Linked DNA regions of Homo sapiens: region 2 is linked to region 1. A link is an interaction called in ENCODE POLR2A ChIA-PET data of the cell type or tissue named here. Cell type or tissue: PC-3. All regions are shown on one strand. Each heading gives the region's core, and the rest is flanking DNA. Links, peaks and the distances in the headings are about the cores only. Region 1 overlaps JMJD1C (jumonji domain containing 1C). Region 2 has its middle 27 kb from the start of JMJD1C.

Region 1 (2,815 bases), core at 199-2,698:
AATTACTGCATGACTGCAAGTTTAGTCTTACCAAGATTGCAAGCCAAGTTTTAAAATTAAGGTGCTGGAAATAAGACTTACAAGGTTGGATTAAAACATATCCACAGAGTAGATTAGGTATATAATACCTGCTTAATACATGTTTAAACAAAGTACATTTTAAGATTTCATTTCTTTTATTCGGAGACAGGGTCTCACTGTCACTCAGGCTGAAATGCAGTGGCATGATTATAGCTCCTTATTACCTCAAACTCCTTGGCTCAAGTGATGCTTCTACCTCAGCCTCCCAAGTAGCTGTGACTTAGCGGGCTACTGGGGAGGCTGAGGTGAGAGGATCATTCTTCTAAGAATGCACCACCACCATGCCTGGCAAATCTTTTTCTTTAATTTTTTTAAGAGATGGGGGATCTTGCTATGTTTCCCAAACTGGTCTTCAACTGTTGGCCTCTATTGATTCTCCTGCCTCAGCCTCTCAAGTAGCTGGGATTACAGACACAAGCCATTCTGCTCCCTATTTTAAGATTTCTCTGTGGTATTCCTTATTGTTTTCTGTCTGCTATCTTTAGAAAAGATAAGGTCTTCCATACCTTTTTTTTAAGGAACAAAAGGTATTTTTAAATGCTACACTGACTGATAGGAAAATATGCAGATCCAATCTTTTTAATTCTCTTGAATCTAAAAGTACCGGGTTACCATATGGAAACAATACCAAGCCATCCTTAAAAAAGAGTTTAAATTCTAAATTGTAAGAGCAGTTATAACAACTTTCAGTACTTTCTTCAATAACTATATTTTGATTAGCATTTCTGTGACATTAGTAACTCTGATAAAATGATTTCATGAAACAGGAGGAAACGACCAACTCAATAGCTAGAAAAGAAACATTTCAACTAGATTAAAACAAAGTTAAAACTTGTACTGAGACCACAAAATTCCTATCATGGGTAATGAAAAGTATTCATTAAAATTCAATTTTTTATGTAATAAGAAGTTAGAAATTGGATAGTCATATTCAGGTAAATTGGTCACATTATGTGGAATGCAGAAAGAAACAAGGGAAATAAAACCAGTTCTACAAAAATGTTTTGTCATTATAAAAATATTAGATCACATTTTCAAAAATTAACTTTTGAAGAAACTGCTGTGTTTTAAGAAAATGAAAGTTAGTAGGATAAATTCTCTGTAAAACGTCCAGAACAAATGTATGAACATAATATGTGGTTATTACCATGATAAATGTGCACAACAGCTTAGAAAAATGTTAAATAGTTGTGAATGTAGAAATGGTGGTAGCCATGAATATGGCCCAGGCCAGTTATACCAATGGCTAGGTAATAGTGAGAAATTATAATAGCAATCTCTAAGATGATACTAAAACAAAATGTTACTTTCTAAGAATTAACATTACTAGGATTATGAAACAACTCCAATTTAAATGGGAATTTAGGTTCTCAAATATTCTAGTATAACAGGTGTTCCTTTCATTAGTATGGCTGCTCAAAGAATATGAAATGGATTTCTATCTGGTAGTAATATTCTTAAATTCACACAATTACCATGCTTCGGTGGAAATTGAAGGAGGTCATTATTTTGAAGGTCCAACATGGTTAGATTTTCTGTCATCTTCATTTTCGGAGGGTCCACAAGATACAATCTGATCGTTACTAATCAAAACTGTTTTAAATGTGAATGTATGTTGTAGAACTTAAGGTAGTATTTTGAACTAGATAGTTTTAACTGGCCGCCTTTCCAGACTGCCTTTAACAGCCCCTGGGTTATGGAGGTATTGCATTCTCTTCTATTAACGTTGAAACTTACCTGGGGACCCCACCCCACTCTTCTACTGCCATATGTTCAAACTTTTATACAGCTTTTTTTCTGTTTTAAAATCTTGTTTTTGTTGTGATTTTATTAGGATCTAAATCCTAATAAAAACCATATTACTGAGTTTTCATAATTTTTTCTTTTTTCCGTTTTTCCCCTATTCTAACCCTAATATATGATATATCTTAATTATATCGTATTAAAGAGACAGGATCTTGCTATATTGCCCAGGCTGGACTAGAACTCCTGGCCTCTGCCTTGTGAGTAGCTGGGACGACAGGTACACACCACCGTATCTATCTTCAGATTTTTTTTTTTTACCCCATTTCTTAAATTGTTATGTCATATTTCATTGTTTTATCCAAACATGACAATTAGTTGCCATTTACTAGAATTTAACAGAATGTTTAGATTTCTCAGGATTTCTATGATGTTGTAGAACTTTTCTGGTTTTGCCTATTTCTTAAGCCATAGTGAGTTTTATTTGGTTATAATCTGTGAAAAAATTTTCGTATCCTAAAATAGATGATAGTTTGGAATCATTTCTTGATTCCTTGACCTTTCCATTATAAGTATTTCCTATATCTATTCATCTCTTTTGTTATACTTGGAATTACTTGGGATTTTCACTTTTTCATTATTGTAATTCAAAACAGCCAAGAACAGCAAGCCATTTAAATATGAAGGGTGTTGATTCCATTTTTCTCCTGTCCAGAAATACAGTTGCCACGTCTACATGTGTTCTAATTTGAGAGGTTTTTTTTTTTTTTATTTAGTTCTTGGGGGCTGGCAGGGGAAGTCTGTTTTGGGTACTAAAAGTGCTTGCTTTTTTATGTAAGGAGTTTGTCTCTGTGTGTGTGTGTGTGTGTGTGTGTGTGTGTGTGTGTGTGTCTGTCTGTCTGTGTCTTTTGACATTTTAAACACAGCATCCTATCTGTGTTGGGAGATAATTTCATTCATTCAATAAATATATTTGAATACTTACTGTTGG
Region 2 (2,815 bases), core at 137-2,636, 130 kb before region 1:
TCAGGTGATCCGCCCGCCTCGGCCTTCCAAAGTGCTGGGATTATAGGCATGAGCCACCAGGCCCAACTTTCCAAACTTTGAAAAGTATTCTGAGTCAGGCTACATAGAAATCATATACCCTACTTCCTGCCAGCTACGGGAAGAAAAGACTCCATGGTTTCTCTCTCTCTTTGTTTTTATTTTTTTCCTTCTTTTTAAAAAATGTGATCAGAGATCTGGATTGGAAAGAAAACATTCTTAGAGTTATTTGAGAGCTTTGTTATTTTCCCAGTTCCTTTCTAACTTTATATGAGTTTATTCCCTCCATTTGTAAAGTGGCTACTCATCTGCTCTGTGAAAATGGCTAATCCCTAAATTAATTTATGTTCAAAAAGAGAACATTTATGCTTCTGTTTTAGGTGCTGTTGAATTTATTATCTAATAATATGTACTTTCAAAAATTAGGAATTAGCCGGGTGTGGTGGCTCACGCCTGTAATTAACAGATTTAAAATTTTATTATAAAAATATGAATTAGGCTGGGGGTGGTGGCTCACGCCTGTAATCCCAGCACTTTGGGAGGCCAAGTCAGGCGGTTCACCTGAGGTCAGGAGTTTGAGACTAGCCTAGACAACATGGTGAAACCCTGTCTCTATTAAAAATACAAAAATTAGCAGGGCGTGGTGGCTGACGCCTATAATCGCAGCTACTCATGAGGCGGAGGCAGGAGTCATGAGGCAGAGGCAGGAGAATCGCTTGAACCAAGGAGGTGGAGGTTTCAGTGAGCCTAGATCATGCCACTGCACTCCAGCCTGGGCAACAAGAGTGAAACTCCATCTCAAAAAAAAAAAAAAAAAAAAAAAAAAAAAGAAATAACAGTTTTGTTCCCATCTACTTAAAAATAGCCTGTGATTCTTACATATATGTTGATTTAGATTGTAGGAATATCTTTTTGCTATGAATACATTATTTTGTTAAGTCTCCATACTCAGTGATTTTGCTTGAATTACGAATGGTGTTGAAAAAAGATAATGGAAAGGTTAACATAGGAGAGAAACGGAAAGAAAGAAAGAAATTCAGGCAATTGAAAATCATCCTTCTATTTCTCCCCCTTAAGCTAACACTTTCACCTGATACTTACCTTGAAGATATATGTGACAGTTATCTAGACTCATATTTCAGTTAGTACCTCACAGCTAAGAGTGTAGACTTTAAGTTCATGTTGGGGTTATTCAGACAAAACTGTAGTGGGTTATTTGTCTGAATTATGTTCAGTTGCTTTGACCTGCATCCACACTTTGAACTTGCCACTTTGAGATTGGCATATTAAAAAGTGTAATTTGTTTTCTTTTCCCTTTTTCTTATATTTTTAGTGATTATTTTTATTAATGTGCTTTTTAAAAATAATCTTTTATTTTTATTTTATTTTATTTTATATTGTTTTGAGACAGAGCCTCACTCTGTCAGCCAGGCTGGAGTGCAGTGTTCGCAATCTTGGCTTACTGCCACCTCTGTCTCCTGGGTTCAGGTGGTTCTCATGCCTCAGAGTCCCGAGTAGCTGTGACTACAGGCCCACGCCACCACGCCACCACGCCCAGCTAATTTTTGTATTTTTATTAGAGACAGGGTTTTGTCATGTTGGCCAGGCTGGTCTTAAACCCCTGACCTCAAGTGATCCACCAACCTTGGCCTCCCAAAGTGCTGGGATTACAGGCGTGAGTCACTGTGCCTGGCCATTTCTTTATAATCTTTTAAATCTTTATTGTAGGCTAAAATTTTTCTTCCCATGATTAATTTCATCAAACTTTGTTCATATCAGAAGGAATCTTTTTATTTGGAGTTTCCGCTTGACTTTGAAAGAAAAAGTGCCAGCCTGGGCAACATGGTGAAACACTGTCTCTACAAAAAATACAAAAAATTATCCAGGCATGGTGGCATGGGCCTGTAGTCCCAGCTGCTTCCGGGGCTGAGGCGGGAGGATCCCTTGAGCCCAGGAGGTCGAGGGTGCAGAGAGCCGAGATCACGCTTTACTCCAGCCTGGGTGACAAAGTCTCGAAAGAGAGAGAGAGAAAGAAGAAAGAAAAAGTTATAATTTACTCTATATGTTGTTTAAAGGAAAAGTTTCTCTGTAAGGAAAAGGAATTTCTGCTAGGTTGCATTCCCCCCGCTCTGCCCCTCTTAGTTTAGAATGAATTCTGTTTTGTGCTGACAAATAGCTGTTTCTGAAGTTGGCAAGAAAATTTCCTCTTGGGACTCCACTAGAAGTGTTGTAGTAGCTATCTGATTCAACTGCTTAGAAAGCTCTCTGAAAGTTGCCTTGTTTGTCTGGAAAGAGTGAGGAGCCCAAACCTGCTTTTTCCCTGGAGGGGGGTTGTAGCTATAAGCTGTTATGGGAAGAACTAGGAGGGATTGTGTCATAACAGTATGAAATTGAGCAATACCAAGGCATAATTAAAATTTCATACTCCAAAGCAAATTTTCAGACACAATAAAGAAGGGCTCTTAAAGATAGGCTTGGGTAGTATTTTATACTCTTATCCACCTTCTTAGGAGATAGAAAGGAAAGAGGAGGAAGATTTTCCTTTTCTTCATTTTCTTTTTATTTAAAACAGTCCACAAGTAAGCTGACTGCCTTATGCGAGTCATTATGCAAGAAAGGAAGGGGGATCAAGAGTTACTGGTGCAGATTCCATCTTACTATAAAATAAAATTGTGGGTCTTTATGTAATATCTTATTGAATACTAATTGTTTTATATTAAAATATTACATGTAAATATTAAGATACCCCATGAAATTATTTTGAATCAGATCAAGTGGCAAGGAGAAAAGAGTCAGT

Evidence for each region. ChIA-PET counts read pairs that join two places held together with the same protein. Peaks named below come from ENCODE experiments on the same cell type or tissue, not always from the same donor. Only the 100,000 strongest peaks of a DNase experiment are listed, where the experiment ranks them.
Region 2: POLR2A ChIA-PET joins it to region 1 with 5 read pairs; 4 of 35 experiments call an interaction of 5 or more read pairs at or near these places.

Annotation. Positions count from the first base shown.
Region 1 is chr10:63,357,727-63,360,541 of GRCh38, reverse strand. The region is part of intron 2 of JMJD1C (jumonji domain containing 1C); the gene reads left to right. Among named protein-coding and RNA genes, the nearest start is that of MIR1296, 14 kb to the left of the region's middle. In PC-3, for the core only: no CTCF peak of the experiment used is centred there; no DNase peak of the experiment used is centred there.
Region 2 is chr10:63,491,282-63,494,096 of GRCh38, reverse strand. It overlaps a transcript of JMJD1C not described here. Among named protein-coding and RNA genes, the nearest start is that of JMJD1C, 27 kb to the right of the region's middle. In PC-3, for the core only: no CTCF peak of the experiment used is centred there; DNase peaks (open chromatin) are centred at 1,676 and 2,316; H3K4me3 peaks cover 415 bases; H3K27ac peaks cover 2,500 bases.